2 separate regions of the Homo sapiens genome follow, and region 2 is linked to region 1. A link is a loop called in an ENCODE intact Hi-C map of the cell type or tissue named here. Cell type or tissue: psoas muscle. All regions are shown on one strand. Region 1 overlaps KHDC4 (KH domain containing 4, pre-mRNA splicing factor). Region 2 overlaps GON4L (gon-4 like).

Evidence for each region. A loop is a pair of places that touch in the nucleus more often than their neighbours do. Peaks named below come from ENCODE experiments on the same cell type or tissue, not always from the same donor. Only the 100,000 strongest peaks of a DNase experiment are listed, where the experiment ranks them.
Region 2: it touches region 1 in a loop (2.2-fold over the local background); 3 of 110 quality-filtered maps call a loop at or near these places.

Annotation. Positions count from the first base shown.
Region 1 is chr1:155,923,680-155,926,179 of GRCh38, forward strand. KHDC4 (KH domain containing 4, pre-mRNA splicing factor) reads right to left here. Exons shown (of 14, transcript NM_014949.4): 7 at 1,953-2,164; 8 at 1-8. It also overlaps SCARNA4. Among named protein-coding and RNA genes, the nearest start is that of SNORA80E, 4.9 kb to the left of the region's middle. In psoas muscle, no CTCF peak of the experiment used is centred here; no DNase peak of the experiment used is centred here.
Region 2 is chr1:155,775,360-155,777,859 of GRCh38, forward strand. It overlaps GON4L (gon-4 like), which reads right to left. Exons shown (of 32, transcript NM_001282860.2): 15 at 2,263-2,461; 16 at 1,036-1,122. Among named protein-coding and RNA genes, the nearest start is that of GON4L, 81 kb to the right of the region's middle. In psoas muscle, no CTCF peak of the experiment used is centred here; a DNase peak (open chromatin) is centred at 1,282.

The DNA of each region.
Region 1 (2,500 bases):
TGGGGTGACTGCAAAGAAATAACCAGGAATTCAAAGGAGAGAAAAATAAATAAAAGATGCAGAATTCTGCTTTCATTTTCCATGCTATTTTACATATCTACATTAATACATTCACTGTAGCTCAAATCTAGGCCTCTGAAAATCACAAAACAGAAACACAAAACATAAGTCTTTTAAGATATAACCACTATCATTACCACAAATATTTTATTAGTCTTTCTCTGAGTAATGGTACTTCTCGATATAAAAATGTTTAAAGTTCATAAAATTACTATAAAACGTATTAATATTGACATAGGTTTAAATGAAAATTATTTCAGACTTATCACAGCTCACTTTAAGATTTGCTTTTTTTTGGCCGGGCGTGGTGGTTCACGCCTGTAATCCCAGCACTTTGGGAGACCGAGACAGGCGGATCACGAGGTCAGGAGATCGAGACCATCCTGGCTAACACGGTGAAACCCCATCTCTACTAAAAATACAAAAAATTAGCCGGGCATGTTGGCGGGTGCCTATAGTCCCAGCTACTTGGGACGCTGAGGCAGGAGGCGACAGAATCTTGCTCTGTTGCCCAGGCTGGAGTGCAGTGGCGCGATCTCAGCTCACTGCAAGCTCCACCTCCTGGGTTCACGTCATTCTCCTGCCTCAGCCCCCGAGTTGCTGGCACTACAGGCGCCTGCCACCATGCCTGGCTAATTTTTTTGTTTTATTTTTAGTAGAAACGGGATTTCACTGTATTAGCCAGGATGGTCTCAATCTCCTGACCTGATTCATCCGCCTCGGCCCTGAAAGTGCTGGGATTACAGGCCAAGATTCACTTTTGTACAGACTTGTACAAAACCAAAGGACTTGAATACTAAAGAGATAATTCCGTCTCCTAATTCAATAATTTCTCTTTTTTTTTTTTTTTTTGAGATGGAGTCTTGCTCTGTTGCCCAGGCTGGAGTGCAATGGAGCAGTCTCAGCTCACTGCAACCTCCGCCTCCAGGGTTCAAGCAATTCTCCTACCTCAGCCTGCTGAATAGCTGGGATTATAGGTGCCTGCCACCACACCTGGCTAATTTTTATACTTTTAGGAGAGTCAGGGTTTCACCATGTTGGCCAGGGTAGTCTCGAACTCCTGACCTCAAGTGATCCGCCTGCCTCGGCCTCCCAAAGTGCTGGGATTACAGGTGTGAGCCACCGCACCTGGTTTTTTTTTTAAGACAGGGTCTCACTCAGTCACCCAGTCTGGAGTGCAGTGGTGCAAACACAGCTACCTGCAGCCTTAATCTCCTGGGCTCAAGCCATCCTCCTGCCTCAGCCTACTGAGCAGCTGGGATTAAGGTGTACACCATAACACCTGGCTAATTTTTTTTTTTTTTTGAGATGGAGTCTCGCTCTGTCACCCAGGCTGGAGTGCAGTGGCGCAATCTCAGCTCACTGCAAGCTCCACCTCCCGGGTTCACGCCATTCTCCTGCCTCAGCCTCCTGAGTAGCTGGGACTACAGGCGCCTGCCACCACACCCGGCTAATTTTTTTTGTTTTATTTTTAGTAGAGACGGGGTTTCACCTTGTTAGCCAGGATGGTCTCGATCTCCTGACCTCGTGATCCACCCGCCTCGGCCTCCCAAAGTGCTGGGATTACAGGTGTGAGCCACCGTGCCCGCCTAATTTTTAAAATTTTTTTGGAGAGATGGGGTTTTGCTATGTTGCCCAGGCTGGCCTCAAACTCCTGGGCTCAAGTGGTCCTACGCCTTGGCCTCCAGAAGTGTTGGGATTACAGGCATGAGCCACCGTGCCCCAATTCTACAATTTCTTTAACTAATTATAAAGTAATTACTCCTAGCATTTATCTAAATCCCTCATTACTATTAATTACACCCAGTTTTCTCTTGCTCCTTCTGAATCACTCCTGACTGTACCAACAAGTTGACAAGAATTCACATGTCCCCTGCCCTATCCATCCATACCTGATGTAAATATACATAGGTTCAAAAGCTTCTCGGCCAGATGCTGGCTCAATGCAGCCTGAACCTTTGCCCCGCAGGAAGACTTTGGCACCTGTTTCAATCTGAATGTGCTGCAAATAGGAGCAGCCTGGACCTTCCACCTTCTCCTTGACATTAAAAGTGGGTACAGCATGTTCTAGACCCACAAATAATTTATCTTGAACATAATGCATCTGTAGGAAGAACAGAATACTTCAGATTAAACAGAATATATAATTAAATCCTCAATCTTTGAAATAAGTCAATAAGAAATTATAGCAAAGACAGTCTCCTGTAAAACTGGGGTAGAGTGTTGGGTAGTACAGTCAGCCCTGTGATACTCTTCAGTGAAGGCTGCTCTCTCCAACCCTTTTTTCTAGGAGGAATGTATCAGCAAAGTCTTACTTCATCAGACTCAGCCTTCTTAGTCCTCCAGTTGTCATCAAGTTTACAAATACAAATTAAAACCACTAACTTCAAAATGTACAACATGTATACCTTCTGCTCTATCAATCTCCTTTCTAGAATAT
Region 2 (2,500 bases), 150 kb before region 1:
GTATTCTTGTTTTACTTTTAGACTTAGTGAGAAACACTAAGGAATATATGGTCTAGCTCCTGAACTAGAAGTAAGATTATGAAGAATGAGGACTCATTTTTTTTTTTTTTTTCGAGACGGAGTTTCGCTCTGTCGCCCAGGCTGGAGCGTAGTGGTGCGATCTTGACTCACTGAAGTCTCCACTTCCTGGGCTCAAGCGATTCTTCTCCATCTACCTCCCGAGTAGCTGGGATTAATTACAGGCGCCCGCTACCACGCCCGGCTATTTTTTGTATTTTAAGTAGAGACTGGATTTCACCATGTTGGTCAAGCTGTTCTCGAACTCCTGACCTCAAGTGATCCAGCCACCTCAGCCTACCAAAGTGCTGAGATTACAGGCACAAGTCACCGCACCCAGCCAAGAATTAGGACTATTACTTTTATTTTATTTATTTATTTATTTTGAGACTGGGTCTCACTCTGCTGCCCAGGCTTGAGTGCAGTGGCGCGATCTCAGCTCACTGTAACCCTCACCTCCTAGGCTCAAGCTATCCTTCCACCTCTGCCTCCCAAGTAGCTGAGACTACAGGTACGCACCACCACATCTGGTTAATTTTTGTATTTTGTAGAGACGGGCTTTCGGCATGTTGCCCCAGCTAGTCTGGAACTACTGGGGTCATATAATCTGCCTGCTTTGGCTTCTCAAAGTGCTGGGATTACAGGCATAGCCACCGTGCCCAGTCTCAACATCTATAAAACGAACAGTGGTACCAAAAACCTAAGAAGTTAGGTTGGATCTAAAGATGAGGAGGATTCAATAAAAATATCAGAAAGACAGTATTAAGAAAATTGAATACACTCCTTGTCCTTTCATGGGAATCAGTGGCTTACGTTCTCTCAGCAAACACAGGAAGCCTTAACAGAAAGCAGGCAAAACAATCAAAAATACCCGAGAGAAGAATAAATATAGATTATGATCAGTGAATAACTGAGAAATAACCTGCCAAGCTAATTTCATACTCTAGTCTTTAGAGTTATGGATATTTGGAAACTTACAAGAAATATCCTGGTGGTAGTGGCCTCCGGATTGAGGTTGGGGTTGCAGGTGGCAAGAAGGTGGATTTGGGTCAAGAGCTGAACGTGCTGGGGATGGAAAGAAAATGATGAAGTGACATGTTACCACATTGTCATTTCAGGAATCCAGAGAGATCTTTTTTTTTTTTCTTCTTGGAGAAAGGATCTCTCTCTGTCACTCAGGCTGATGTGCAGTGATGCAATCATGGCTCCACGCCCTCTCAACTTCCTGTGCTCAAGCAATCCTCCCACCTCAGCCTCCTGAGTAGCTGGGACCACAGATGCATGGCACCATGCCTGGCTAATTTATTTTTATTTTTTGCAGAGACAGGGTCTCACTATGTTGCTCAGGTTGCTCTCGAACTCCCTGGCTCAAGCAATCCTCCCACCTCAGCCTCCCAAAGTGCTGGGATTACAGGTGTGAGCCACCGTAACCCAGCCCCCAGAGAGACAATAACCAAGATGTTTGCAACTTTATCACATATATTTTGCTTTCTGAAAGGAGTATGAAAATAACATAGGATCTTGGCATAAATCTCTCAGACATGTTCCCTTGAACAAAATGACAGAACCAGAGGAAGCTTAACCTCAATCCAGAGGGACTGAGGTTAGAAAAAGGAAAAACAAACCTACTTCTCACAGTGAAGGTTGTTAAATTTCAGAATAGATTACTAAGGACTCTTTGAAATCTATATTTCTGAATACCATTAGTGTCCTTGTGTGCTCTCTTCCTTGAGCCATAAGGCATGAACATGATGACTTCTCGAGCTCCTAATGATGTGAAGATACTATGGTTTTAGGAGGTGGTAAGGTAACTATCTCTGACTTTTACAAAGCTGTTAATTTCTGGCCTCAGAGTTAGGCCTTGGTATAATCCAGTATTAACAGCAGGGCGCAGTGGCTCACGCCTGTAATCCCAGCACTTTAGGAGGCCGAGGCGGGCGGATCACAAGGTCAGGAGTTCGAGACCAGCCTGGCCAATATGGTGAAACCCTGTCTCTACTAAAAATACAAAAATTAGCTGGGTGTGGTGGTGGATGCCTGTAATCCCAGCTACTTGGGAGGCTGAGGCAGGAGAAATGCTTGAGCCCAGAAAGCAGAGGTTGAAGTGAGCCGATATCGGGCCACTGCACTCCAGGCTGGGAGACAGAGCCAGACTCTGTCTCAAAAAAAAAAATCCAATGTTAACATGACCAAGAAAAGTCCTACCTGCTGCATCTGCTGCTGGAGTCTCTTCCTCTGTGCTGGGTCCAGAATCAGAGTCTGATGAACTTTCTCACTCTGGGGTTTAACCTTCTCTACTTCCTGCAGCTGTTTGGCTGAAGATTTCTTCATCTTCAGCTGTTCAAATAGCTCCTTCACTGTCCGATGTTGTTCATTTAACAGGTTGGCCAGTGGTTCCTCAAACCTATTCCCAACAGGGAGATGACTGAATTTGAGTGTTTCC